Linked DNA regions of Mus musculus: region 1 is linked to region 2. Evidence: chromatin loops called from intact Hi-C (ENCODE). Cell type or tissue: heart. All regions are shown on one strand. Each heading gives the region's core, and the rest is flanking DNA. Links, peaks and the distances in the headings are about the cores only.

What was found. Peaks named below come from ENCODE experiments on the same cell type or tissue, not always from the same donor. Only the 100,000 strongest peaks of a DNase experiment are listed, where the experiment ranks them.
Region 1: it touches region 2 in a loop (2.9-fold over the local background); 5 of 42 quality-filtered maps call a loop at or near these places.

The regions. Positions count from the first base shown.
Region 1 is chr5:111,619,328-111,634,606 of GRCm38, reverse strand. No RefSeq gene overlaps it. Among named protein-coding and RNA genes, the nearest start is that of Gm36386, 37 kb to the left of the region's middle. In heart, for the core only: no CTCF peak of the experiment used is centred there; a DNase peak (open chromatin) is centred at 11,926; H3K27ac peaks cover 489 bases; H3K27me3 peaks cover 1,794 bases.
Region 2 is chr5:111,669,513-111,684,791 of GRCm38, reverse strand. No RefSeq gene overlaps it. Among named protein-coding and RNA genes, the nearest start is that of Gm36434, 13 kb to the right of the region's middle. RefSeq lists an enhancer at 8,387-9,719. In heart, for the core only: a CTCF peak has its summit at 8,754; a DNase peak (open chromatin) is centred at 8,941; H3K27ac peaks cover 1,373 bases; H3K27me3 peaks cover 1,937 bases.

The DNA of each region.
Region 1 (15,279 bases), core at 4,764-12,763, 51 kb after region 2:
CGGAAGCAGAAGAGAAGCTGGGCGGGGCCTCGGGGACCGCAGCGCTAGCTGCTCAGCCAAGGTAGATAGGCCTGTGGGCTGGATGGATGGAGGCCCTAAGATGTACAGTGGTTGGTGTTAAACGTTTTGGATTTGAAATGCCCTCGAGCAGACTCAGGTATTCACTCAGGTATTGCATCTCCTTCACTGAGACGCAAGTGAACAATGAGAGAGGCAACCTCATCAGCGCTAATTGGCAGATGAAGCCATAGTGGGAGGGGCTGAGAACTTGTGACTCGCCCTGGCTCCTCCCACAGCCCCCTTGGTTTTCTTTCTTTCTTCCTTCTCTCCCTCTCCCTCATAGCACCCCCCCCCCCAGGTTTTTCTCCTTTTTTTGAGACAAAGAAATTTCGTGTAGCCCAGGATAGCCTCAGAATAACTTTACAGCTGAGAATCACCTTGAGGTTCAGATTTTCCTGCCTTCTGTTCCTGAATGATGGGATTGTAGGGACACACCACCACCATGGGTCTGTGCAGAGAAGAGGATCATGCCTGGGGCTTCACAAGGATCTGGCAAGCATTCTACCAAACGAGCCACATCCCCAGTATGGGATGAGCACTTTCAATCGGCTATGCGTGTGCTGTACCGGCTCTCCCCCACATTCAGCCTCACCGCAGGCCCAAGGACGTAGAGCCAGCCAGCAGGGTCAGAACATCTGAAAGCGTGAGCCAAATAACTCTATCACAGCGACAAAGAACTGATCAACACCAAAGGTCTTCCTTCACTTGATTCAGTGTGTAGGGTTTAGAGTGAGAATGGTCCCGAAGGGCTCACATATTTGCATATTTGACTATTCGATCCCCCAGTTGGTAGACCTGCTTGGGAAGGATCAGGAGGTGTGGCCTTGTTGGAGGAGGTGTGGCCTTGGAGGAGGTATGGCCTTGTTAGAGTAGGTATGTCCTTGTTGGAGGAGGTGTGGCCCTGTTGGAGGAGGTGTGTCCTTGTTGGAGCAGGTGTGGCCTTGTTGGAATGGGTGTGGATTTGTTGGAGGAGGTGTGGCCTTGGAGGAGCTGTGGCCCTGTTGAAGGAAGTGAAGTCCTGTTGGAGGAGGTGTGTCATTGGCGGAAGTGTGGCCTTGTTGGAGTGGGTGTGGCCCTGTTGGAGGAGGTGTGGCCTTTTAGAGAGAGGTGTGGCCTTGTTGGAGGAGGTGTGCCACTGCTGGTTGGCTTTGATGTCTCAAAAGTCCAAGTCATTCCCTGTTATCTCTCTCTTCCTCCTGCTCCAGGATCAGACATGAGCTCCCAGCTACTGCACCATGCCTACCTGCCTGCCGCCGTGCTCCCTACCATGATGGCCATGGTCTCTAACCCTCCGGAACTGTGAGCCCCCAAATTAAATGCTTTCTTTTTATATGTTGCCTTGGTCAAAAAGCCATATCACAACCATAGAAAATAAAGTACCCAAAACAAACATCCTTAGAAGCTGTAATCTGGACCGTTGGTGGCTCTCGTGGTTGCAGTTGTGTGGTTTGACAGCAACACTTCTCATCCCCAGTGAGGAAGTCGGGGGCTGGGAAAGGAGCAAGTTTGCTGTTTGCTGCTGGTTTGGGCTTTCTTTTTCCCAGATTTATTTTTTATTTTATGTATATGGGTGTTTTGCCCGCGTGCATGACTATGCACGATGTACATAAAGTGCCTGTGGAGACCAGAAGAGGGCGTCAGATCCCCTAGTACTGGAGTTACTGATGGTTGTGAGCCACCACGTGGGTGCTGGGAACCAAGCCGGGGTCTTCTATAACAGCAGCAGGTGCTCTCAACAACAGAAGCATCTCTCTAGCCCCTTGGGTGAGGTCTCACCATGTAACCTGGCTTCCAATGTTCCTGCCTCAGCTTCCCAAATGCTGGGTGACAGGTTTGGACTGCCACACAGTGGGGATAAATAATGTTTCTTAAGCCTCGCTGTGGGTGGCCAACTCAGGCACTGCCCAGACAAACAGGGCGGGAAGGAAGGTCCTGTGTGCAGTGACCCCAAGAATCAAAGATGGTCCGTTTCCTGGGGCCCTGAGGCTACCTTGTTAGCAGGGACTCTGTGGCTCGAAGCTCACAGAGGCTCCCCACACGGCCAGGCATCACTGGGCAGCCACCTCCACATCTGCATGAAGTTACTGTTAAGTGTACTTTACAGAGGAGGGAGCTGGGGCTCAGAGAAGGAACGTGGTTAACCTGAGGTCACACAGCAGTCTTTCATAGGAGATAGAAATAGAACCAGACTGCCTAGCCCCAAAGCTTTCGGCCACATTCTTTGCCCCTCTGCCACTGCTCTTCCTACAGCAACCTCAAGGGCCTTTGCCCCAGAGTCTGCGATAGGAGCATGAGCATGGCCCCTGCCCTGCTTATCTGACAAAGCGGCGTTCTTGGATTTTCACATTGTCTGCGCTGGTGCCAATCATCCTAGCTCCCTTAGAGGAAATGAGGACAGCTTGAAGAACCCTTGTGTTGCGGAGTGTGCGCAGCGAAATCCCTCCGCTCAGGAGAGAGGGTTAAAGTGGGCGTGCTCAGGCCCGCTCTCCTCTTCTGTTCTCCCCTCTTCCACCCAACCTCCCACAGGACTTGACTCAGCCCTGCCTGAGCCTTCGGAGACCTGTGTCACACTGCTGGGTGGTCTCTGGCCGGAGCCCCATCCTCCCCAAGGCAGGGCCCCTCTTCCTCTCCCAGCACGAAACTTCAGACCATCCTCGGCGGACAACAGAGGAGTCCTTCAAACATTAGAGGCCCAGAGGACTTAAAAACCCAAGTAGCTCCTAAACAGAGAGAGGCCTTTCAACCGCAGACAGAGCAAGGCTGCATTTGTTTCCAAAAGCAGAGGGCCCAGGAGAGAGAAAGGAGCCTCCTTGCGGCTCCCGGGGAGGAGCTGGTGGGGTCAAAGGGCACATTCCGATCTCTAAGATGCATTGACAAGCTCCGCCTCCTTCAGCCCTGTAGGAGACCTGGGGACCAGAGGGGGGTGCCGCTGCTGGAGGGTGTAGGGGGCCTCCAAAGCAGGCTGGCCGCAAAGTGAAGGCAGGAGTCGGCCTCCCGCAGGCAGGCCAGAAAAGAATTCTCAGGTCTTATGGAAGGAGCAGGGAGCTAAAGGCAGGGCCCCGGAGGTGGGCAGTTACTGGAATTTGTGGAGAAGTTGGAAGTTAGGGAGGGAAGTCCTGAGTGACAAGGTGGGGGCTGACTGACCATTTGTAAGTCAGCAGCAAGCAGGACCCCCGCTGGGGGCCTGACTTCCCTCCCAGCCAGGGCTGGGCCACCATGGACAGCTGTGTTGCTATCTCTGAGCCTCAGGTTCCTCAGTTGTGTCTGGCCCCAAAGTCATGGATTGAGAATCCATGAAGACAAGAGAAACCTCAATGCCCGAGGGTGAGGCTGGTATGTAGGATACCTCACCTGGAGGAGGCACCGCAGGCCCAGGAATCCCACTCCCCGCACCCCACAGTTTTCTCTTGCTGGTACTTTGGTTGAAGCACCCCTTTCCAAGACATCATTTCCCTTCAGAGAAAGTAGGGAGATGGCTGTACAGGTTCAGAAGCAAATGATATGGAGTGTCGGGGGGGTTAAGAGTGAACGTGCAATGTGGGCAGTATGTGCGTGGTGTGCAGTGTGCGCATCTGTGGTGATGTGTTGTATTATGTGCATGTGGGATGAGGTGTGTATAGTGTATGTGTGTGGGATGAGGTGTATAGTGTGTGTATGTGGGGTGAGGTATGTTCAGTGTGTATGTGTGGTAAAGTGTGTATAGTGTATGTATGTGGGATGAGGTATGTAATGTCTATATGAGGGATGAGGTGTGTGCTGTGTGCATGTGTGGGGAGGTATATAGTGTGTACATGCGGGGTGAGGTGTGTACTGTGTGCATGTGGGGTGAGGTGTGTATAGTGTGTGTATGTTGGGTGAGGTGTGTACTGTGTGCATGTGGAATGAGATGTGCTGTGTCTATATGTGGGGTGAGGTGTGTAGTGTGTGCATGTGGGTTGAGGTGTGTAGTGTGTGCATATGGGGTGATGTGTGTAGCATGTGCATGTGGGTTGAGGTGTATACTGTGCGCATGTGTGGTAAGGTGTGTAGTGTGTACATGTGGGGTGAAGTGTATACTGTGTGCATGTGGGGTGAGGTTGTAGTGTGTGCATGTGGGGTGAGGTGTATAGTGTGTGCATGTGGGGTAGGTAACACGTGTAGCATGTGCATTGGGGTGAGGTGTGAACTGTGTGCTGTGTGACCAGCTGCCTCACTGTCCTGCAGCCATGGCTTCCACCATGACAGACAACACACCGTATGCTGTGAGCCACCATGGCCCCTCTGTTCCTCACATTGCTCTGCTCAGACATTTGTCACAGCGGGGAACAACTGAGACACCCACACCAGACAGTGTGTCGGTGGCTTGGGCCTTGCCCTGTGTTACTGGAAGGTAGGACTTATAAAGGCGTCACGAGTGGTCTGTAGGTCATGGGCGGTGCTTGAATGAGAGATCTGCTGTGTCTGTTGCCTGCGGTATCTCTTCCTCTCTCTTTTGCTCTCTGTCCCTGACATGGATGACCCTGCCAGTCACATGCACCCCTGCGTGTTACCATAGGCACAAGGTGCCTGGGACTCGCCTGCCTGAAACCCCCACCTCTGTAAACCAGGTCACCTTCCTTCCACATCCACTGCCTCAGTGACCCTGTCCAGGGGGCCTTCCTGGGTGCTCATGACAACTATGTCTACACTGCTTCTCACACCATGGGACTGACATGCCCACGATGCTCACACTGCCCACGCTGCCCACACTGCTCACACTATCCACACTGCTCACACTATCCACACTGCTCACACTGTCCACGCTGCTCACACTGCCCACACTGCTCACACTGTCCACACTGCTCACACTGTCCACGCTGCTCACACTGCCCACGCTGCTCACACTATCCACACTGCTCACACTGTCCATGCTTCTCACACTGCCCACGCTGCTCACACTGCCCACACTGTCCACACTGCTCACACTGTCCATGCTTCTCACACTGCCCACACTGCCCACACTGCTCACACTGTCCATGCTTCTCACACTGCCCACGCTGCTCACACTGCCCACGCTGCTCACACTGCCCACGCTGCTCACACTGCCCACGCTGCTCACACTGTCCATGCTGCTCACACTGTCCATGCTTCTCACCCTGCCCACGCTGCTCACACTGCCCACGCTGCTCACACTGTCCATGCTGCTCACACTGCCCACGCTGCTCACACTGTCCATGCTGCTCACACTGCCCACGCTGCTCATACTGCTCACACTGTCCATACTGCTCACACTGTCCATGCTTCTTACACTGCCCATGCTGCTCACACTGCCCACACTGCTCACACTGTCCATGCTGCTCACACTGCCCACACTGCTCACACTGCTCACGCTGTTCACACTGTCCACGCTGCTCACACTGTCCATGCTGCTCACACTGCCCACACTGCCCATGCTGCTTACACTGCGCTCTCTGCTCATACTGCCCATGTTGCTCACGCTGCTCACACTTCCCATACTGTTCATGCTGCCCACACTGTCCACACTGCTCATGCTACCCATACTACCCACACTGCCCACGCTGCTCACACTGCCCACACTGCCCACACTGCTCACACTGCCCTCTCTGCTCACACTGCTCATGCTGCCCACATGGCTCACACTGCCCACACTGTTCATGCTGCTTACACTGTCCATGCTGCTCATACTGCCCATGCTGCTCACACTGCTCTACTCTGCCCACACTGTCTACACTGCTCACACTGCTCACACTGCCCACACTGCTCACACTGCCCACACTACTCACACTGCCCACACTGCCCACACTGCTCACACTGCCCACACTGCTCACACTACTCACACTGCCCACACTGTTCACACTGTCCACACTGCTCACACTGTTCACACTGTCCACACTGCTCACACTGTCCACACTGCTCACACTACTCACACTGCTCACACTGCCCACACTGCTCACATTGCTCACACAGCTCACCAACATGCCCTCATCCTCCCTGGCATGGTCCATCTCATCCCCAAAGCATCTCTTGTGAGTAAGCTATGAACCTAAAATGCCCAGGCAGCTCATCCATTAGGGTCCCAGGGTCTTCACTAGGGATACGACTCTAATCGCTGTAACTAGATTCTACCCCTTGAGTGGATCTGAGGGTGAGCCCCAGGAGAACCCAAGCAGCCAGATCACCTGGAACACTGAAGAGATAGCACCCCAAAATAGCCTCACCTATACGGGCAAATGGGAAGTGAAAGGCTCTGTAGGCCGGTGCACAGCACCCTCACTCTGTCCTTCTCCTCAGGCCCTCAGCTTGCAAGCTGCTCTCTGAGCACTGCAGAGGCCACAGGGAAGTTCACCTTGTTCTCTTGCCCACAATTTCCCCAGTAACAGGACACTGTCAGCCTGATGGCCTCTCATATCTTTCTGTATGTCCCAAACTCCTCCTCCCAACCTAAACACACAGCCAGAATCAGAGGGCACCCTGGACACTGAGTGAGCCTCCTCCTCTCGCCCTCTTTCCAGTCAGCCGGGGGAGGAGGCTGGACGGGTGACATGGCAGAGATATATCCCAAGTCTTTCCACTTTGACCTCAAAGGACCCAGGTGTCCTGTGGAGATCTGTGACAACTGACTCACTAGGTCTCAGTTGCTCTTCTGGGGCAGCACAGGCCCCGGGGCTGGAGCTGGGATGTGAGAGGGGAAGGCCAGGCTGTTGAGTGAAGAGACCCTCTGTACTGTGCTCTGACCGGGGTCCCCCCGCCAGCATCCCTGTTTGCATTGGCAACAGGACTAGACGTGGCAGGACTGGCCCTTGGCCGTCCTTGGAAAAATTGGCTCAGCCTGCAGCTGGACTGGGCCAGCCTTGATGGGGTCTCCATTCTGCTACCAGGCACCCATTACCTCAGCCTCATACAGGACATGACAGCACAGCCCAGGTGAGGAACAGAGTGTGGCCCAGACAGGGCAGCCATTCACAGAGCCTGTGCAGCCGGCCCTGACCTGCTCTTGGTACCAGACCTGGGGCATGGATACATAGGCAACTGAGAGGACCATGCAAAGGTTGCCGGGCAGACAGGGCTTAAATGGGGACCTAGGAAGTGTGCCCTCCTACCTCAGAGGACTCTCAAGAGCAAATGGGAGCTAGTCTGGGTAAAAACAGACCCACAATGCTCGCCACATCCAGAAGATTGTGAGCAAAAGGACACTGACTTCGGAAAGCTCAGGAGTTGAGCTGCAGAAAGGGAGGGGAGCCAGCAAAGGAAAATCATGGTGGCCTGGGCCCTCCAGAGTTTGTAAGGCCTGCCTGGTGCTTGGGTGGAGATCAGGGGACCCACTTTGCCTGGAATGTGACCAGGTCTTGATTCAATTGTCCCAAGGCTTCCTGCAGTCTGTATGCCTCAGCCCAGCTTTGATTTCCCAGGGAAAGAGGGTGTTTACTGTGAGTTCCTGAGGGAGAGGACCTAAGGGGGTTGGCACCAGCAAAACCTCCCACCTCTAGCCTCCCCCCTCCTCACCATCTCTGCACAAAGATTTCTCAAAAGAAACTCGAGTTGTTCCCCTTCTCTCTTCTTCTTTTGTCCTGCCCAGGATGAGGCTGTCATCGGAGCCATCTCCTCTTCCCAGGCCCACAGGCTCATCCCTGCAGCTGTCCCTAAGGCTCCCCACTGCCCAGCTACACAGGACACCCCCAGCCTCTGATTTTGTGCAAGGAGCTGAGGGCCAGGCTGGGGAGGGAAAGTTGGGGAAGAGAGCTGAGGGTGGGGCAAGAGGGAGTGGTGGTGACCGTGGCAAAGAAATAGCAGAGACAGACTCGAAGTTGGCTATGGTCCACAAGGAGGCAGACAGACCCGAGGCTCACTCTTTCTTTTTCCACACAAGCTAGAAATGAGAATATTGACAAGAAGCTAACACACTGCCTGATTTGGTTGGGACCCTACTCCAGGCCAGTCTGTCCTTCTGCCAGAGTTCCACAAAAGAGTCCCAGATAAAAGACTCCCTTGGTCTCTACTGCTGGGTATCTGGGCTTTCCTAACCCCTAGTGGGAGGCCCAGAGGGCATTAGCATATTAAAGGTTCTGAAAAGGTCTGTGGAGAAAAGACCTGATTAGCTTTGTGGAGCCCAGGAGGGCATCAGAGTTCCCCCAGGAGCTGTCTTGAGACACAGGCCCTCCTGTGGATGTGACCTCTGTAACTCCCTCAATATTTCAAAAGTCCTCCAACCCCTTGAGATCCTCAAAGCCTTGAGGATCCACTTATACAGGAATAGTCCCGGGACTGTGGTCGGGCACGACTGAGCCATAGGCACAGGAGAGCCGCATTGCAGGTGTGTGTTCCTCTGTGCCTTGTGCAGTCTGTCCCTACGCTGCTCTCTCTGTCTGGGTCAGCCTTAATTGTTTATCCCGGTGCTCATGAGAGCCTTATCAGTCTCGATGGGAGCCATGAGGTCCTGTCTGTCCTTGCTGACTGTCACCAACACGCTATGAGACAAGGAGTCATCATGGAGTCAGTGCCTATGTATCTGGCTGCCTACGTGGCCGGGCACTCGGCAATAATGATTGCAGAGAAAGGTTTGAAAATGAGATTCCAGAAGGACCAAGTCATGCTTGTCATTCAGCAGCAGTTAACAGATACTCTGGTGTATGTGAGAGCTATCGATACCCTGCGAGAGTCTAAGGGAAGGGGAGGTGGGTACTCTGCCCTGGGTTAGATTGGCTTAAGCACTGTATCAAGACTAATTATGCCTTCTTGGGTCTCATATCCCCAGGAATAGAGGGCTAGCCTGGGTTTATCCTTCTGTCCATGGCAGAAACACCAGTGAGATCAGAAACTTCTGGGGAAACACATTAGGAGAGAGGAAAGGAGACAGTTTGGACTAGCATGTCAACCCCAGATGGGGAGAAGTAGGTGAACTCTATTTTGGACCCAGAATCATCTCGAAGCTGGCTGAAGACTTGGGCATAAGGAATGGGAGGGGGATAGAAGAGAGTCTGGGGTGCCTGCCTAAGGGACTGAGGTAGGATAGAACAGTTTCCATGTGACACTATCTGCCCCACTCCTGGCCTGTACCATGTAGGGGTGGATGGGTATGCTCCCAGGTTAGCTCTCTGCATGCCACAGCTCACAGCTGCCAGTCAGTGACACCCCGCACCACAACACCAGAATTCTGACGATCATTGGGACATTATAAAGGTCAAAGACCTGACCCTTCCAACTTTAGGACTAAAACTGCCTTTATATCAAGGACAGGGTGGGTGGCCTGAATGGGACGGATCAGAGCTACCTGACAGACATGTTGCAAGTCTTCCAGCATGATGGAGAGAGGGAACAGGAACTTAGAGGGGACCTGTCACCTCTACTGGGCCTCAGCTTGGATGACTAAGAGTGGCCTCCGTTTCAGAGCCTTCTATTCAACTCTTTTGGGGATTTTCCAGGAAGCCTGGGGACATTGAGTTTGTACCACCCCAGTGACAGCCACTGGTGAAGGATCTCGTGGGTGGCGGGGAGGGGAGGGAAAGCTCCGGGGCCTGGAAAAATCCTGCAATGTTTGCTGAAACCATCAGCCCAGCAGTCCTGGGCCAGTAGCCTTGGTGTCATTCCTGGGAAGCTTGTTACAAACTTAAATTCATGGCCCATCTCAGACCAAATGGGTGGTGGCTTGTGGCTGAGGTGGCCCAGCAATCACAGAGTGGGACTCCCAGAGTGGGGAGGGGAGTGCCCCAGTGTGAGTCTGAGTTTGAGGACACATCACTATTCACTTTCTCCCACCATTTGCTGCTGATCCTTTGAGGCCCTGGAGAAAGGAGCGAGGTGGGCTAGGAAGGTAGGGTGACTATGTCTGACCCTAATGCTCCCAGGCTGTGTCAGCTTTCTAAGCCTCTCTCTCTTCTGTCAAATGCACCAAAGAATGAAGCCACCCCTGGGGACTGCACCTGGACCTAGGGAATACGGAGTCCAGGTGGCCCTGGCAGGGCATCTCTGCTCTGGGGTGTGGCCACCTCCTTGTGGGAACACAGAGGTGCTGGAGAATTCCAGGACCTGAGGTAGGAGTTGTCTTGCTCCATGACAGGTCTGTGCGATGGCCCCCATCAGGTTCCCAGGCAAGAGTCTCCTCCTCTCTACTCTCCAGCCTCGTCCTGAGCCACAAGAAGGAAGGAGGAAGTGGAATGTCTAGGCAGGAAACAGGAAGCTCCTGGAGGCAGGGAACAAGCTTCTCTCAGGAACCAATACGCAATCATTTCAGAGTATGGAGTATGGGGGGTGCCAGAAACCTAGGCCTGCCTGCTCGCCTCTTTGCCCAAAGCTGGAAAAGGACAGAGCACCTCTTGGGGAACAAAGGTGTTCTCTACCCTCAGGTCATGGAGGGAGGAAAAGGCTGGGCAGGGCCTCATTTCCCCTGTCCACAGGGCAGGGATTACGGTCAGAAGGTACCAGAGAGCTTTGTGACTCAATGGGTCAGCATGGGTCACTGTTGAAAGGCTGTCACTGAGCAGCCTTCAGTGACAGAGTGTGCTTCTGTGACTTGGTTTCCCCAGTTACACAACCAGAGGCCTGAGCACTATGGATGGCCCTATAGTTTGCCACCAGGCCAGGACTCTGTACCCATAAACCCCCACGTGCAGTGAGAGCTCCCTACATGCATTGCACATTAAGGCACACAGAAAGTGTCTACTAAGAAGAGAAGTAATCGGGAAGTGACTATCCTGACACACAGTAGGGCAGGATCCGAATCCAGGTTCCCCTCACAGCTGTCCTTCCATGATGGCCGCATCTGACCATGGTGGTTCCTGTCCCCAAGGATACCCTTTCCCTTTAACAACCAGTGGTTTGGCAGACAGACCAAGTACAGACCCCCAGCTGCCTAAATGACAGTGGATGCAAGGCACTGACCTTCCATCAAATGCAGATCTCAAGATCTGGGTGTGGGGCTGGAGAGATGGCTCAGTGGTTAAGAGCACTGACTGCTCTTCCAAAGATCCTGAGTTCATATCCCAACAACCACGTGGTGGCTTACAACCACCTGTCATGGGATCTGATGCCCTCTTCTGGTGTGTCTGAAGACAGCTACAGTGCACTCATACATATAAAATAAATAAATCTTTAAAAAACCAAAAAACAAAAAAGATCTGGGCGTGTCTCCTCAACACCCGTTCCCCTTCCCAAGTGTGAGAAGGTTGCCTAAAAGGGTAGAATCCCTGCTGGTAGCAACCACCACTATTGCTATGGTGACCAGTGTTCCATATTGGAAATGGCCAGGCCCAGATGGACATGGACACCTGACTGAGGGTCATTTGTGGCAGGGTACCTGAGCATATGAAAACCTTAAGCTCATTTCTAGAGGAGAGATGGTTGGGGCAGGGGGAAATGGAACATGCAAAAGGCCCCTCACAAATAACTCAGTTCAAACTGGCCTTGGCCAAAAACTCAAGAAGGAATAGAAGGACAAGAGGAGTGGGTGGCCTTCTGGCTATAGTGTAGATGGGACATGGGACGAGACATGTTCTTAACAGGTACAGACTGTGGTAAAGAATGCCAAGTGTCAGTAAGTCATACCCCCAAGAAACCTAGAACTCAGTCATGAGGAAGCATGCCAGGATGTCACCCAAAGCTTGGGAGGCCAAGGCAGAAGGACTATGTGTTCCAAACCAGCCTGAAGAACTCTGCCACAACCCTACTCCCCAGCCTAATATCCTCAACAAAGAGATTACCTGTTGAAGGATACAGAATCAACTGCTACCTAGCAAGGCTTGCTCCAGCAGCTCAGGTCTGTCAGGTCTAAATGACTGTCTCTTCCCTCCCTCTGTTCAGCTTGCTCCTCTTGGATGCCCTGTGTTGGTGTCTGAATATGAACTGTCCCTCATGGGTTCTCCTTTTCCAAGTGGCGTAGTTCCCAGAAGACAACTCTATTTTGGGAGTTGTGGAGACTTCGGGAGGCAGGGCCTCTAAGGGATGCACACCATAGTGGGCAGGCCTCTGGAGGTTGTCTCCATGCCTGCTCCTCTCTGTCTCACTCTCTCCCAGCTGTGAGTGTGTCAGCATTTACCATATCCTCCCCATGCTGAGCCCCGGAAACTGGGTTGAACCTGCTCTTCCCGCCCTCGGGTGGTACTCTCAGGAATTTGAGTCAGGGTAACAGTTACTCTGTTGCCACTTCTCCATTAGCTTTTTCATAGCTGTGACAAATGCAGTCTTGGGAAGAAAAGGTCTGCTTTGGCTCCCAGCCTGTCAGGAAGGCCACAGCCCAAGAACAGGAGGCAAAGGTTACAATGTATCCACAGGTAGGCAAAGGATACACTATATCCACGGGTAGAAGGAAGCAGAGAGGGGGGGGGAGGGGGAAGGAGGGAGGGAGGAGGGGAGAGATGGATGATAATCCAAACTCATTTTCTCCTCTGTGTGAGGCTCAGGTCTCTCCCTGCCATTGGGACACTGACTGACTGCCACATTCAGAGTGGGTCTTCCCATCTCAGTTAATTGACTCTGGAACTCCCTCGTAGACATGGCTCCTGTCATGCTTGGTGGCCTCATGGTGGAAACCACACCACTTACCCAGCCTCTGCTGGGCCATGGCACAGTCCCACACATGCCTCTTCCTGGTCATCCACACCTCATCTTGGGACAGGGGATCTGATGGGCCCCCAAGGGGAAGAGGCTCACCAACCATAAAACAACATTCCTTGTACTCTGCTTCAGTGATACTCAGGGAAACTGAGTCACAGATCCCTGGAAGATCCCGACACAGCAGGCTGGACTGAGCTATGTGGTCAGCCTGGGCTCTGGGTTTTCCCCTGACATCTTCTGCATCCCCATCAACCCATGTTCTACCATGGCGGTGCTCCCACGTGGAACAACGGTATGGCCAGTGACACCCACCCTCTTGGTTATGCTGGCATTTCAGGGTTACAGCCTGTAAGTCCCGTGGGCTTCTCTCTGCTCTTCTCTACCCTTGATGAGGGCTTCTGGGCAGGGAGCCTTAGGGCAGGGCAGGGAATGAGCTGTGTAAAAGAGCTCAATCACCTTGGTCACAGCTGGATGCCTTAGATGCCAAGTGGGAGGTAGGAGTCAGACCCCAGCTGCCCAGGGTTCAGCTTTGCTGCAGTGACTTCAAAAGTATTTCCAATACTTCCTGCCTCCCATTCACCAATGCAGATTCCTTCAGACAAGGACTTGGTGCTTAATGCTGGGATGGGGACAGCAGCCCAAAACAGGTGACACGGAAAAGAGGCTGAGTGCTGTGGCTGCCCTTCTGGCCTGTCATCTTCCCTTCATGAAGAAGTGCCTTCCTCTCTTTTAGACACAGCTTCCTTCCTAGAGCCCTTCCTCAGGTGCCATAGGAAACCCAGAGACTCGGCAACTTCTTGTGTGGACACAGCAGAGCTCTGGGCAGACTAAGCCAAGGCTGTCCTGACTGACTTGGGGGACAGCAGAGCATTGGTCCTCGGCAGGCTTCGGTAGCTCCTCCCCGCCCCCATCATACCCTCAGTGCCCAGAGCATAGTGAGTATTCAATGCTTGTGACCGTGACCGACAAGTAAACCAAATGACCTGAAATGCTTACTTCATGCCAGACCTGTCAGGATAAAGGCACTAGAGATGCTAATGTTGAACGGGTTTAGTGAGAATCCTCCCGGGAGCACTGCAGTGCTCCCCAGAACAGCCTGCCTTACCTAACACGCAGACAACAGCCTGGATTCCTGGAGGAGTCCCCAGGACAGCAGCTATCTAAAATTAGACCTGCATTGGCCAGTACTTGTAGTCACATGATGACATCGCAAGGGCGTGTAAAATGTTCACAGATTAAAAATAAATCAGTGGCGTACAGGGGTGAAAATTAGGCAGGTGCCCTGAGCCCAGAGTGTCCCAGCAGGGGGCAGCATCTGTGGTCAAGGGCAGATAAAAATGTTAAAACCATTTGACCTGTGAACCAGGGAGGAGAAAGGATTTCACAAGGGCCATCTACACAGTGTGGAGAAGGCAGCACTGTCCTTCCTGGAGGGCTTCCTGGATAGAGAGGCATCTAGGCTGACTCCCTCTTTCCTGAGAGAGTATAAAAAAAAGGGAACATGAGCCACAGGAATGAGTAATGAGCACCCAGGATTCTGTTTGTTGATTGACTTACTGAGCACACACCCCACAGGTGCACACTCACAGCCACACAGGCCATGTTGACATGCAGCACATATAATCATCAGAAAATGGGGGCTCTTCGGGCCTCTAGGCAACATCTTTGGGAACAGGATTGATTCCTGAGAAAACAAACAAATCCACACGCCCTAGCCCGCCTCAGCAGCCCCACACTTTTTTTTTCTTCCCAAGCATTATGGAAATGAGATCGGAGGGGAGCCGCATCATAGCTCAGCTATTTCCTGACGTCTGTCCTTGGGGCCCAGAGCCTGGGCTGCACACCACACACATCTCTTCCTTGGCTGGAAGGGGTAAGTTCGGAGCCAAGAGCCCCAAGATATGGGGAGGAGGCACGAAAGGCCTTTCAAACAGACCAGCCAGGCTGTCTGGCCACAGAGCTAAGCTGAGAGGTCCAAACCGGCCCATCCCTGGCTGCAGCCGCTGAAGGAGAAAAGGAAGGCCATGATCCTAACTGAAGAGATCCACGGGGTATTAGAAGGATAGCCACATGTGCCCACACTCCCTCCCCCTCCTGCCCTCCCACCTCCCCTCTCTTCTTCTTGCTCTTCCTCTCTCCTTCCCTTTTCCATCCTCCTCTCCCTCTTCCCTCCTCCTCTTTCACCTCCCTTTTCTTCTCCGTCCTTCCCTCCTTTTCCCTTCTCTCCTTTCTCACCTTTCTCCCTCCTCCCTTCCCCTTCTTCTCCCTCTTTCTCTTCGTTCTCCCCTCCCTCCTTCCTTCCCCTTCTCCTCTCTTCCTCCTCCCTCCTCCTCTTCTTTCTCCCTCCTCCATCTTCCTTTTCTCTGCTTCCTCCTTCCTTTCCATCCTCCTCTCTTTCTCTCCCTCCTTCCTTCCTTTTCCCTGCTCCTCTCCCTTCTCACCCCCTCCTCCTCTCCCCTTCTTCTCCTTCTTTTCCCTCCTCCTCCCTCCTCCCTCTCTTCTCCCTTTTCCTCTCCCCTTCCTCTCCCTCCTCTCTCCTCCTCTTCTTTCTCCCTCCTTGTCCTTCCCCTCCCCCTCTTTTCCTCTCCTTCCTTCCTTCCTTTTCCTTGTTCCTCTCCTTCCTCCCCTTCCTTCTGCTCTCCCCTCACTTCCTCCTCCTTCCTCGCCCTCCTTTGTGAGTCTCTCCACCTCTGA
Region 2 (15,279 bases), core at 3,939-11,938:
CTGTCCTTACAGTAGAATGCATTGCCCCAAAACATCCTTACTGGCCTTCTCAGACGCTTCCAGACAACAACCCTTCTCCTCCTGAAACCAGATGCCCTTTGAACTCCACGAATGAAGGAAATTCCTGGAAGGGGTTGCAGGAACGTCTACAGTAAGGTCATACTGCCCGGGACAGGCACCTTAGGGTTTCGATAAACCCTAATGATGAAGCCCAGATCACATGGAAAGTCGCATACGTGTTACTGTAACCCTCAATAGCTCCAACTGCACCTACTAACAGACATGTGGGCAAACAAGCTTCCAGAAGCTTTCTGCTCTCTTCCGATCTTGGAGCCTTCTTGCCGGGTCTCACAGAAACAAGGAAACCACAGGTCAAAAGCAAAATGAATCCCCTAAGGAGTCCTCGTTAAAGACCACCCTGAACGTTTAGAACTAATTCGTGTTACCCACTCTGAAGCTGTTAAGGCTGGAGCAACCTATAGGCAGCCTTCTGCCACCGAGGATCTGAGCGGTTCTCACAGGCTCCCTCTTCCTCCAAGGCAAGGACACCATCTCTTATGGGCTTAACCTATGTGTAACAGCATTTAGATGGTTGGTCTTAAAGGGGTGAAATGAAGACATTCAGGTAGCGGCAGATTTAATCCAGTGGGTTCTTAGAGCCTCTGGCTGTTTCCAGGCTAGGCACGACCAATCCATTGGTTTGATCGATCTCACAAGGCACAGACACGACCAATCCAATCTGAGTCCGTGTCTCAGATCCTACGGGGAGGTGGACTAGACTTGCAGGGGCCAGGAGAGGGGTCCCACTAGGGCCACTTTGAGGGGCTCACTTTAGTGCATCTCAGTAGCTCCCAGGTAGCTGCACCACAGGGTGGGGTGTGAAGGACACCCAAGTTCGGCCGTTGACATAAAGACTGAGCAAGCTGACTCTAAGTACCCAGAGATGGTCCTGGGGACAGCCCAGAAAAGGCTTTTGTTTTGCTTTAAAACCTTCCTGGTGATTTTCTCAGAGGCTTAACACCCGGGAGAGAAACAGGATCTGGTTTTCGAGAGGGCTGCAGAACTGAAGATTACCGTTGGTCGCCTTCCAGGGGCCGTGGCCTGCCTCAGGATCTTTGCACACACCTTTTACTCTCTGCCTGATAGCCCATTACCTCGGACATCTGATTAAACTCTGCCTCCTCTGGCTGTCAACCCTAATTTGCAGGCTCCCTCCCCATCTTTCCCCTTTCCAGTCTCTACTGGACGTTCTCTGCTGACACTGCACAATGTGGTCCCTCTCCCCCTACACTGTGAGCTAAGCCTTTAGGGACAAGCTGTTACTACAGTAGTCATTGTTGGCCCCGTATGGATACTATACAGTGGGTGTTGATGAACGAGGGGAGTGGGGAGGAAGCCCTGGATCAGCCATTTCCTGCTTCAGGGATCCCCCCACAGCAGTCTGGTGTGATGAGGAAAGCAGGGCTCAGAGAGGTGAGTACACCATCCTGATGTCACCCAGCATTTGTAAAGTAGGTCTAGCACCTGGTGTCTGAACTTGCCTCTGCAGGACAAGGGGCCCCTGGATGGATCCTTCATATAATTTGCATATGGGTCTGAGGGCTCCAGGAGAGCCTGGCACAGGTCAGAAACATAGCTGCCCCCAACTCTAGACCCAAGGCTGCCCCATGGTGACCTGCATGGCCACTTGGTGGCACTGTGGGGCTGACACTGACCATCTGTCACCTATAGGACACCCCCATTCAGTCCAGTGTGTCCAGGAGACCTCAGAAGGCAATTTGTATCATCTGTACCACAAAAAAGGAAACTGAGGCACAGAGATGCCAGGAACCCACCAGCAAAGTTGGAGAAGGAAGGAAAAGGACAGTTTATGGAACCACCACCCTATGACCTAATGGCAGGACTGGTCTCCAGGTGGGGAAACTGAGACTAATGGGTACAGGTGGAAATCAAGGCAAGATGGTTGACTGAGGCCAATAGGCACAAGTGGAAGTCAAGGCAAGATGGGTGACATACACTTGAGAGCAATGTTGCTGAGTCGCAGCAAGCCCTGACTTGGACCACAGTAGGACCACATCTCAGCAAAGGAAACTGAGGCAAAGAGGCAGCCCTTACTTAGTAGCTATCACCCAATCTCAGTCACTACCAAGCCATATCCCTGGCTTTCACCCAACCCAGGCAATCTCAGCTAGCAAGGGCCCTAGCTTCAAAAGGGTTCTCAGGCCCCCAGCCCTCCTGATGTGGATGGCAGCCAGAATCTGGGTGTCACCAGAATGTGGGTTGTAGGGAGACCCCATGTCTCCCCCAAATGGCCACACATCTTCTGGTGATCCCAGGAGCAGGAAGGAGTACTTCTGGGGGGGCAGTCCCTCAGTGTCTCCTGAGAGGGGGTGGAGGGGGGTCTCTTGAGATGGGGTGGAGGGGGGTCTCCTGAGATGGAGTGGAGGGGGTCTCCTGAGATGGGGGGTGGATATAGAAAGAGCAGAGACAAGCACAGAAAAGGAGACGAAAAAAATCTAGGGAGGAGAGACCTGCAGACAGAAGCAGACAGACAGAGAGCCTCACAGACAGAGAGACAGAAATAGATATGGAGAGAAGAGAAAAAGCAGACAGGGGAAGAATAAGAGACAGGAACAGCCAGAGACAAAGCAAGACAAGGAGAGAGACAGAGGCAGAGAAAGAAACATAAACGGGGAGACAGCTGAGGAGAAGTGACAGGGAATGTCAGAGCCAGACAGACACTGGCGTGGGACTCGGGGGATGGGGATGGGGGCACAGAGGCAAGAGGTGTGAGAAGGACAGAGGTGAGGCCTGGAAAAGCAGAACCAGTGCCCAGGATGTACAATGCAGGCTGCCAGGGGTGGGAGGTCTGTGTCTGATCTCAGAGAAGCCAGTACAGGAAAGCAATCAGAGGGAGGCTTGTGAGGAGGACTAGCCAGAGCAGAGAGGGAGGAGGGACGCAGGGTGGAGGCAAAGACTAGCCAGGACAGCAGCTGACTGAGGTCCCACCATCCTAGGGACCTCACCAGACTCCAGGATAGCAGCCCTCCAAGGTCCTCCCATTCTGTCTGTCCCCGTACCTGTGACCTCCCCGCTTGCCCCCGCCCTTGATGGCAGAGTTGGCCAGGGTCCAGGGCGGGTCAGGAAGCTGGCCCTCTTGGAGATGAGAAGATGCCCCTTTCTGCCCACTCAGTAGGCCCAGCAACCATTTGCATAAAACGATGTTCCTGCGAGGCATGCTAATGCATCCTGCTATTTTTGCCTCTCCTGGATGCTGGTTTGCATACATTTACATACCCTGGATGAATTAAGCTAGGATCATGTAAATGAACCCACTGGCTGGGGTGAGGGGTTCTGGGTTCCTGCCTCTGGAGGGTTCAGGCTGTCATAGTCTTCTCAGTGTAGACAGTGTCCTGGGGCTCCAGGACAGGTTGGCCAGGGTCAGACCTGTGCCTGTCCCTGATCCTGAGGCCAACACCGCCCGTATCAGGCTTAGGGCTACAAAATGAACTTTCAAAAAATTCATGTTCTATCTTTCCATGGCTTCCAGTGTGCTACAGTAAAGGTCAAGATTCTCCTGTGGCCATGGGACTAATACCTGCCAGGCCCCTAGATCTTTTCTGCCCTCCAGACAGCAGGAATGTGTGGCCAGAAGGTTTCTGCCTGCCACAAACCCTTTGCACGTGCAGCCCCAGTGAAATACGCTTCCCCTCTCTTCAATGCTAGTATTTAATCCGTCCTTCTCAGCCCAGGTCTCATACCAATCCCTCAGGAGACCTCCTCTGGCCTCATCATACTTAGGAACACACTTAGCCCTTGAAGCAGCTGCAAACCTTAAGGATTCGGTGTCTCTTCCTCTAGAGTATCAGAGCCTGGGGAGTATGGGGGACAGGTTTTCTTCATTACTGTCTACTTTAACTGTAACATCAGGTGTACACATTTTCTCAATTAACATTTCTCAAAGTCAGGCGCACGCCTTTAATCCCAGCACTTTGGAGGCAGAGGCACTGGGATCTGAGATTGAGACCACCCTGGTACAGACCGAGTTCCAAGACAGCAAGGGCTACACAGAGAAACCCTGTCTCGAAAGAAAACAGAAAAGAAAAAATTCTGGTGAAGAGATGGACAGTTGGGTGGATGGATGGATGGATGGATGGATGGATGGATGGATGGATGGATAAGTGGGTGAGTAGGTGAATGGATGGGTGGGTGGATGGATGGATGGACAGGTAGGTGGGTAGGTGAATAGATGGGTGGGTGGGGGGATGGGTAGATGCATGGATGGATGCATGGATGCATGGATAGATGGATGGATGGGTGGACAGATAGGTAAGAGGCTGGATGGAGGGATGGAGGGATGGATGGTGGGTAGGTAGATAGATAGATGAGTAGACAGATATACACATGCATGGGGCAGGCTCAGATAGTCAGCCCCTAGCCTGGTGTGCTCCAAACTCAAGGCCCATTGGTGCATGGGGCTTTTACACATCTGTGAACTGAACATGTTCACCATTCCAGGCATTGGGTTTAGTGTTCTGTACCTGTTATTTTTAACATCCCACCCACCCAAATCTATAAATGAGAGATGCAATGTTACAAGCTTCAAGAGAGAAAACAGAGGCTCTGGGAGGGAAAGCCACAGATCCAGGTCACAGAAAGAACTGGGACAGAGCTGAAGGTCCAACCTCGGATCTGTTTGTCCCCAGCATCCAGCCTTGCACATTTTCTAATCCTCTGGGTGACAACCATAGCTCACACCTGAGTGAGAAACCCTTCACTTTGCCTCATGAGGAGTTATATAGTGTGTAGACTGGAATACAGGAACTTAGGTCTATTGGCTGCACACACAGTGACCTGGCCCTGCCATATTTCAGGGTCCATGTGTAGACCTGTGCCATATACTTGTGTTCCCTCATATACACATCAGCCTGCAGACACTTACAGGCACACACGCGCACACAACCAGGCTTTGATGGACTGTTACACGTTCATTCGGGAAACGTTTCCTGCAGATCCGTGGTGATTCCGTGATGCTGGGAATCAGGAAGACTGTAAGAACGGACATGGCTTGACCAGTTTTTGAAAGCCATCTGGTGATTCCAACTGAATGACATTCCAGAGGGTACAGGAATCCCAGGTATCCACAGAGCACATGTGTGAGAGACCCAGGCTTCTTGTGGGCCAGATGCTAAGATATACCCCTCCCTCACCACAGTACAGATGAGGAGTCTGATTGGTCACAGAGGTAAAGCCAAGATCCCCAACAGAGCAGCCTCCTGGCTTCCTTCATAACCTGCCGTTCCCATGGTCTCAGATTCATCTGCCCCAAACTGCAACAGTTCCGCTCCACACAGACCAGAGAGGCCACTGAGTCATCTTGTCCATTGCACACAACAGGGAAACGAAGGCAGGGTAGAAGGGTAGAGTGTATTCCACTATGCTGAGGTGTGAGTGTGCCCTGGCATCCATCTGCAATCCTCCTGCCTCAGTCTCTCCAGCCACTCATGACCGGCTGCTTTAAAGCTCTCTCCTGCTTTTCACCTCACCCACTTTCTAAAATATGGTGCCCCTGATCCCTTTCTCCAAAGTCAAAAAGAGCCGGCTCCTGTCAGTCACACGTTTGCTGGGATCCCTTCTGGAATCATCCTCATTCTGCCTGTGCCTTGCACACAAGTGTGTGACTTTGCTAAGGGGAGTGCACATTTCACAGAGCCACCGCAGGGTCTTAAGGAACCACAGAGGCATATTCTACAAAGACACACACAGGCATGCATACACATGCACACACATATATGCATACACATGCACACAGTACACTCTCATGTACACACACATGCATACACATGCATACACAGAGAGACACACGTGCACATACACACACACGCATGCACACACATGCATACAACATACTCATACACACACATGCATAAACATGCCACACACACACACACATACACACGAGAGTGCACCCCCAGCAGCTGCCCTCCTTCCATACAGCATCCCTCTGGTTTCCCCCTCCAGATCTGTTTGTGCAGCTGGTGTCTTGCTGTGGGGGAGGGGTGACCACCACCAGCCTCATTAAGAATTTCCAGCCCCCCCCCCATTGCTCAAGACCCCTCTGCTGAAGTCCCCCATGTGGTGGGGAGGCCAGAGCTGCTTTGTTAATGCAGGGCCCCTGTGGGCCCCTCCTGCCTGTTCAGAGGCTTACATTCCAAATGTCCCCATCTTAGGGGGAGGAGTCTTTGCTTGGAGCCCCAGCTTCCCCTGCTGGGTGTCCAACCTGGGTCAGGCACCAAATGGGGCTCAGAAGCCCTCCCCTTCCCAGCCCTCAGCGGTATGATCTGAGCAAGGGCAGCAGTATCCAGCCCACTGAACATGCTCACACCCCATTATCACATGGACCTGAACAGGCACCCCAACGCCTTCTCAGCCTTCTCCATCCATCCTGACCACCAACTGACACCATCCCTCCCCCCAAACCAACTGTCCCATTGTCCTTCCAGACCAGCTTGCTGCCTCTCTCAGGCAGCCCTCCAGACTGTCTTCCCACCACCAGGTTGCCCACGCTTCCTTCTTACACCCTGCGAAATTCTGTCATCTTGGCAACTCTCCAGCTTGTCCAACCTGACCATGGTGGACAGGGAGGCCACGTCTTACTGAAAAGGTGGGGGCTCTGGGTGTCTTGTGCGGTGGCCTGGAGTGAATTAATCACACCACACATATCTCTCAAAAGTTAGGTAAATTTCCCCTTGCCTCCTGTCACTGCCTAGCAAGCTGCCAACTTGGAGACTGTAATTATGCACATGGGTAATGAAATTAGCATTTCTATCAGTCTCCTCCCGCTTCATTATGCTGGAAAGAGCCTTCTCTCCCATCCCCGCCAGGCTCCTTAGAGGCCCCCAGGTGGTGCCCACACTGCAGTCTGGCCAAGGCCACAGGACTGTCCTGGAGGACACCCATCATTTCAGAGTTCTGTGACACTGAGGGGACGGTAAGGTGAGCTTGGGGTGGGGTGGGGGACACAGAGTGGGGATGGTATTCTGGGGGTGCTGGCCTGTAGCCTGCCCAGAAAAGGGACCGGAGGGCAGAGAACCCTAGTTTCCATCATAGCTGGAGACATATGGACAGGCCCGGCCAGTTCTGTGACTTTCCTACTGTGAGGGTACATGTGCATGCACCCTAAAGCTGTTCAGACAAGACTCAGCCTGGCCTGCTGTGTTCATCAGCCACCTGACCTCACCTGCCTGAACCCCAGTTTCTCCTTTTGTGTGATGGAGAAGTGGTGCTGGCTTGTGCCAGTTTTGAAGGCAGAGCTCTGCAAAATCTTCGCATTGTAGACCTTGTATGCACAGGGAGGGATGTGACCCACACCTGCCATGGACTCCCCACAGGAAGAATTGTCACCAAGGGAAGGAACCAGAGATACTCTTTGAGAACTCGGTGCTTGTACCCCTCCCTGGCTCAATCAGTACCTTCTGTCCTAGTTCAGTGTTTTGAAGGCCAAGTCCTGATTCCTGAACAGAGGCTGTGGGACATGTCACATGGCTGGGGGCCACAGTGGGCACCACTCTCACTCTGACCCCATGTCCCAGTGCTACTGGCACTTGGAAAACAGAGACTATTATGCCAGTCACACTGTAGTCCATGACACAGGTTACCTCAGAATTGTCAATCCTGTGGTCATGTAGGAGGCTAGAGCATCTCACTGAGACCCATGAGTCTAGGCTCTACCCCAAAGACAGATTCCTAAGATTCTCTTTTATACTCCCAGCCCCTTCTTGGCCATGTGTGACCCAGGGTGCTGTAGGGAATGGATGCATGTCAGTAATATCCATTCCATGTCAGTAATGGAAAATAATAGTGGCTTAGCTACACCCTGTCTGCAGCCTCATTAAACCCAGCAGAGTATAAGGTAGGACACCCAGCACAGGGTAGGACTAAAGAAAGGCGTGGTGAGTGTGTGAACTGATAAACGAATGAATGAAGTAAACACCCCATGCCGAGGCCCTCGACTTCAACCAGAACTGGGGCACGGCCAGATGAGGAACACTCTGACCCCTACTGACCTGGGCAACTTAGTGAGACCCTGTCTCCAAAAAAGTGAAAAGGAAGGCTAGGTAAGGATAGCTCCATGGTAACGGAGTGCTTGCCTGCAGGAGGAGGCCCTCGAATTACCCCTAATATTGAAAATGTATACACACACACACAGAGGCACGAATGCACAGACCTGCACATATATGTATGCACTGCACGCACACACATAAGCACATGTATGCATGCACTGCACTCGCACACTCATGCACATGTGTGCATGAATGCACATACACGAATGCATGCATGCACACCACACACACACACACACACACACCATAATCATGCCTACTGAGAGCCACTGTCAGCTAGAACCAAGATACTTTGCCCTGCTGAACCAGCTCAAACTCCATCTCCCTGCCTGTTGCAGTCCCCACCCTTCCATGTTGCCTCACTCCTAGGCAGTTCCAATCCTGGAAGTAGCCATTGCCATTTGAGCCCTCCCTCCAGACTTTCCCTCCTGTGAGATCCAGCCAGAAGGCTCTGATGTCACAGCCAGCCAAAAGGACCCAAGCCAAAGCAAGAACCCCACCATGGTTAGATGGGTGTGTTTCCCAGAGTAGGTCCAGTGAGAGTCCACACCTCTCCTGCAAGCTCTTCTGGACTCTGGTAACCACCACCACCGGCAACATCAGCAGCAGCACCACACCATGGCAACTGGAGGAACTGCCTGGAGCCTCCAGCCACCCCTTACTGTTCCTTGGAGGAAGGGGTCACTGCGAGAGAGCAGCCCCCCTCCCACCAGGCAGCCTTGGCTCGGGAATCTAACAGGGATACAACACTCAGGGATGGCACAGTACACCCAGACACCCCAGGGCCTGAGACACACCATCCCTCTTGGAAAGTTCCCCGACATTCCCAAGCCTCACCCTTGCCAAAGAAAACTGCGGCCAGGCTTGTCTTGGCACAGACTCAAGCCCGAGGCTCAGCAGGAAAACCGAAAACATTTACACAGCTGGGCCTGGGACCCGCTTCCCTCCAGAGCCTGTCAAGGCTCTGCTGGTCCCCAGACTGGGGGTGGGAGGTGCTTCTGAAGGGGCCTGTGTTCCCCCAGCTCGGCCAGGCATGGCTGGCCAGACAGAAAACATGAGGAGAGGCCAGAGGGCTGGAGCCTGGAGAGCTAGGGTTCTGCCTGCCACAGGGTCATTGCCACCAGGTTTACCTTACATGGAATAACCCCAGAAGTGGGTCATAGGGCCAGGTAGCTCCCAGGGCTCTTTACCATTCCTTGGCACTCCATCCCTGGATGGTTGCTGGCTGCCTTTCTGGGGTTCTCCAACTCTGGCCAGCCTCCCCCACTGGCCCCATGAGTCCCAGCTGTCCCCACTGCTCTGAACACCACGGGTCAAGAGGCCCCGATTGGCTGCTGCAGAGCCAGAGGTCCTTGCACTGAGGGAATGCAGGGTGGTATGGCCACCCGCTAAGCCTCATGACATCCCCTTTCTACCTTCTGCTTGCTACCACTCTGTGGCTCATTCTCTGAGGCAGAACCACTATCAATGTCTTTCTCCAACAGCTGTACTGCACAGGCCTGTACTGACGGGGGACAGGGGAGCCACATCATAGGGAACCTTGCTGAGCAACTTTTATGACTTCTGCAGGTGACAAGATCAAAGCTCCCATAAGAAATTCTGTATAAGTTCTGGTATACCCTACAACAAGTCAAAAGTACAAAGTCAAACGCTGGTGGCTCACACCTGCAATCCCAGCCCTGGAGATCTATGGAAGGTGGTGAGTTAAAGGCCAACCTGGGACACACAGCAAACAAACACGTAGGCAAACACACACAGTGAGTTCATTCTCACCCTTACAAAGTATTGTGGACTACACACAATTGTGTCTAAAATATTGCTGTTTTTTTCGGAGACAAGGTCTTTATGTATTATCCAAAACAGTCTTAAACTCTGGGGGTTAAGCAATCCTCCTGCCTCAGCCTCTGGAGTAGCAAGAATTTATATCACACGCTAACGTCATAATATAGCTTGTGTGCAGTGCTTCCTTTCAAATATAACTTATTGTTCTTGCCTGCTTGTGCAAGGTAGTAGGCTTGTGTTTAGCTACAACAAGAGAGACACTTAGCTGAAGTGTTGCTATGCCCTGGGCTGCAATGCTGCTGTGCCCTGGGATGTTGCATTGTTGCTGTGCCCTGAGCTGCTACGCTGTTGCAGTGCCCTGGGCTGCAGTGCTGCTGGGCCCTAGGATGCTACACTGTTGTAGTGCCCTGGGTTACACTGTTGCAGTGCTCTGGGCTGTGGTACTGTTGCCAGGCCTTGGGCTGCACTGCTGCTATGTCCAGGGAAACATTGTTGCTATGTGTTGGTCTGCTGCTGTGCCCTGGCCTGCACTCTTCAGGTTACTCACCCGGCTATCATCTTTCTCATCCCCATTGTGCTATCAGGGCCCCTGCTATACTCCTGCCGTGCCTTTGACTGAAAGTGCAAATTGCAGTGTATGCCTGTGCACTGAGTACAGAAAGTGCAAAACCCCACAATTGTCCATGACCTATGACTGACAAGCAAATAGGTTTGTGGCTCTCCTGTCTCACTGCCTACCTGTGACACTCCATAACCTAAAAGAGCAAGGCGGGGTTTTATTTAACCAGAACAGCAATGTCACGCTGGCCCAGGTCACCATTGCCATCTGGCTTTTTGACATTTGTGTGCATGTAGGTGCTATTGGAGATGGACTTTTGGTGCCTCAATCACTCCCTCACGAGATCTCTCAGTGAACCTGGGGTCACCAATTAGGCTAAGATGTCTGTCCAGCAAACTGAAGGATCCCCTGTCCCTGCCTACTCAATGCTGCAATAGCAGGCACATGTCACCATCCCCTGCTCTTGCCCTGTGTGCTGGGGACAGAACACAGGTCCTATGGGGCTAAGATTTTCACTGCTTTAGATTTTCCATCATGTGAACACACTAGACTTTCTTTCTTTCTTTCTTTCTTTCTTTCTTTCTTTCTTTCTTTCTTTTTTCTTTTTTCTTTTTTCTTTTTTCTTTTTTCTTTTTTTCTTTTTGGTTTTTTCAAGACAGGGTTTCTCTGTGTCACCCTGGTTGTTCTGGAACTCATTCTGTAGACCAGGCTGGCCTTGAACGCAGAAATACGCCTGCTTCTGCCTCCCAAGTGCTGGGACTAAAGGCATGTGCCACACACTGGACTTTCATAATCCATTTTATAGTTAACACATTTTTTTGGTCATTTCCAGTGTGGGTCTGTAAGTAGCTTCATCAAAAGCCCTAATGTATAGTACATCTTAGGTGCTATAGTCACAAGCAGATTTTAAGGTCAAACACAATTTGAGGACAGCTGCCCTCTACACAAGTAAAATGCTTTGTTTTTCTGCAAGGTTTGTCGGTGCCTTTAGTATTTGACTGTGCCTGTGCACTCTGCAAGCTCCACCTCTGTGCCAGGTTCCGCAGGGAGTAGTGTAGATGACACTTTGACTTTAAAATCTGTCCTAGTTTTCAGTCCTCCCTGGCTTGCTGGACAGGCTAGTATAAATCCATTGCCGTCTGTGGATTTTTATTTGTTCATCTGCAAAATTCAAGATGAGTAACCACGGCTCCCAGAAACCATCGCCCCATGACACTTTACTCCCACCAACAAGTATGTTAATTGATCGCTCTGTGCCCCCAGATCTTAAGGATTTGGGACACTCCTGAGGCAAAGTACAAGGGAAACACTTGAGGACGTGGGTGGAAAGTGGAGTCTAGCACAGGAAAATCATAGAGGTCTAACTCCAGGGAACACAAAAACAAAATGGCTGCAGGGATGGGCAGGACTGGGGGGCGGCTGAAGATACAATGTAGCCACCGAACACAGTGCTACTTTTTAACAACGTCATTCTTCATACCATGCAAGGCATGCCTACAGGTTGGATGCCTGCTTGCCACCTTACAACCCAACCATTTAAATCAGAAATACAGCTCTGTACTAGCTCACTGGCAGATGGAAGGCAGTATTCCACCAAACACAATGCCCATTGGATGCTGTAGTGTGCAGCCCCGCCCTCCAGGCTCTCAGGCAGGTCTGGGGTTAAAACTGCAGGATGCATAAATGTGCATAATTAATGCTCCTGGTTGAATATGCAGATTGACAATCAGGATTGACTTGCGGCTAATTGATCAGCTGTCTGCAATCACAGCGTTCAACACCTTGCTTACACACCCTGGAGAGCACCATGGCCTGCCTGGTTCAGGCTTATTCTGAAAATGGTCCCTCAGCCTATAGGCACCCCCACAGTCTGCAGCACCCCCATACACACACCCTGAAGCATCCCAAGCTTACAGAACCCGCACAGCTCCCTGACTGCTCCCCACAGTCAGACATACCCCCACAGCCAGCAGAATCCCTCCACAGACCACAGACCTCCCCAACAGCTAGCGTCCCTTGTACTTCAGAGCAGTTGCTGTTCAGTACTGTCCAGGGAAGAGGCCTGCTGTTATGCCAATGTGGGAGTAACAGATAGGAAGGACATTTTACTTGGTGTTCCACCTCTAATAGACGGGAGAGTCCTGCTTGCAATCCAGACTGTGAGTTCTAGGAGACATGCATGGAATCCTCCGGGTAGATCAAATCTATCCAACACTGGGGGTGGATCTTCCAGACACTGGGGACTTTACATAACTCAGGAAGTCATGAAGGTGATATTAAGAGGAAGACTTTCTGTGAGATGACGAAGCAGTGAGGTCTTCCATCCTCATGAACAAATCAAGCTGTTCGAACAGGAGTGGCTTCCTGGCTTCCGTCCAGCTGTCTTTCTGTCTGGTTGTGGCTCAGCTGAACCCTTGCACTTCTGAGCCTCCAGAACCTCAAGCCAGAGACACTTCTGCTCACAATTTTTCCAGTCTGCGATATTAACAACACAAGAAGCAGGAAGCAGGGCTGCACAGCTTCACCCTATCCGTGGTGGCAGACCTGAGCCAGGGTCTGAGGACAGGCCAAGGCGGGTGAAGGCAAACACCTAGGTGAGAATGGAAAGCCAGGGAGTGGGAGGACTATGGAAAGATGAGAAGGAGCACCTCCTTCTGGATAAGTCCCCAGAAAGAAGGGCTGAAGGGCCTCAGCTCCAGCAGGCTGCAGGAAGACATCAACAGCTGCCAAAGGATCGAACATTCTAGAGAGAGAGGTCTCCACTGGCCTCGGGACTGCATCTGCCTCTTTCCCAACCACACACAGTTCTCTCTGGCACAGATCCTCCCCTCTCCCCCCTTCACTCACGGTGGGGGCTGATGGATAGGCTTTCCCACCTTCTTGGGGACAGAGATGGAGGCAGAAGTCACAGACCTAATTAGACTCAGAAGGCAAAAGTGGACAGACTACTGAGGCACAAGTAGAAACTTCTCTCTCTTCAGCAGGGGTCACCCGAGGGTCACCTGTTACTGTGAGTAGTTCCACACATCCTGGAAGGTTGCACCCGCCAATATGAAGGGACCCAGTCCTGACAAACACAGGAGAATTTTGCTACCTGTTTCCCCAGAGGAGCAGTGGTTTAATGAAGGTTCAGAACAGGAAAGAACTTGGGGCTTTCTCCTTGTGGAGTGAGAGAGAGTGCCTGCAGGTCTCCCAGGCATCTTCTCTTCTTGTTCATAGCTTCTTGCCAGCTGCTCGCTCATGTCCTTCTCCAACACCCTCACCTAAGGTAAATGACCACACCCACTGCCCACAGCCAACTTTATAGAATAGAGAACACATGTTGGCTTCATTTTATTCATTACTGTTGCTGTTGTTGTTGCTGTTGTTGTTGTCATTGTGTGTGGTATGTATATGTTCTGGGCTTATGTGTAGGGTTCAGAGAGCAGTTTATGGAGCTGGCTCCCCTCTTCCACATTTACATGCTGGGCTGGCTGGCCTTTATCAACTTGACACAAACCTAGGTATAATGCATTATGAGAGAATCTCAATTGATAAATTATCACCGCCAGATTAGCCGGTAGGGAAGTGAGTGGGGGCACTGCCTTTGTGGTGACTGATGTGGGAAGGTTCAGTTCATTGTAAGCATTGACATCCCTGGGCAGGTGGTCCTGGGTTGTATAAGCAAGCAGGCTGAGCAAGCCAGTAAGCAGCACCCCTCCATGGTCTCCGCTTCAGCTCCTGCCTCCAGGTTCCTGCCCTGACGTTCCTGTCATGACTTCCCCTGATAATGGACTCTAAATCTGTGGACAGAAAGCAAATTAGAACACGAGGACTCTGGAGAGCAATTCTGGTCATCAGCAAGGCACTTTTCCTCCTGAGCCTCTTGCTGGCCCCGTTTTACTATTTTTAAAATGAGAAATAAACACTATGTTGCACTTCTGTGTAGGCTCCTCATCCGGAAGCACCTGCGCTGTGGAGAGTAGAGACAGGTGAGGGTGTGCTGTTTACTTGCTTGTCACAATTCTGTGAGTGCCACTCTCTCACAGAGACATTGAGAGCAGCTACAGCACCCGCCCCCCCCCCCCCCAACCCACGGGCTTGCTTTCCTCGGCATCTGCTGGTCTGTGGCCAACTGCTGTCTAAAAAAAAGAGAAAACTCTAGAAGTAAATAATTCATACATTTTAAATGGCTTTAATTTTTTATTTTCTTTGCTTTTCTGTGTATGGGTGTGTGCCTGAGTGAATGCCTGAGCACCGAGTGGATACAGTATCCACCCAGCCCAGCAGAAGGAATCAAAACCCCAGGAAATGCATTGAGTTGGTAATGGAGCACCTGTCCTCTGGAACAGCAGTCAGTGCTCTTGACTGCGGGCTGTTATTGTCTTGGCCCTCTAAGTAGCTTTTATTACTGTCCATTACCTGATCTGTTTTTATCAATAGTTGTTTGCTCTCTCGTTGTGCCAAGTTATGAGGTGACTTTTACTGCAGGATTATGTGCAGGAGCAAATGGCAGTCTCTTAGCTTTAGGTTTCTGCTGGGATTTGAGACAGACAGCCTGTGGGACTATACTTCACACTGTTGCTAACTCCCTAATTCTTGAAGGCCTGCTTTCCGTATGTCTATAGGACTAATGCTGCCGTCTTAGTTAGGGTTTTTACTTCTGTGAACAGACACCATGACCAAGGCAACTCTTATAAGGACAACATTTAGTTGGGCCTGGCTTACAGGTTCAGAGGTTCAGTCCATTATCATCAAGGCAGGAACGTGGCAGCATTCAGGCAGACATGGGGCTGGAAGAGCTGAGAGTTTTACATCTTCATCTGAAGGCTGCTA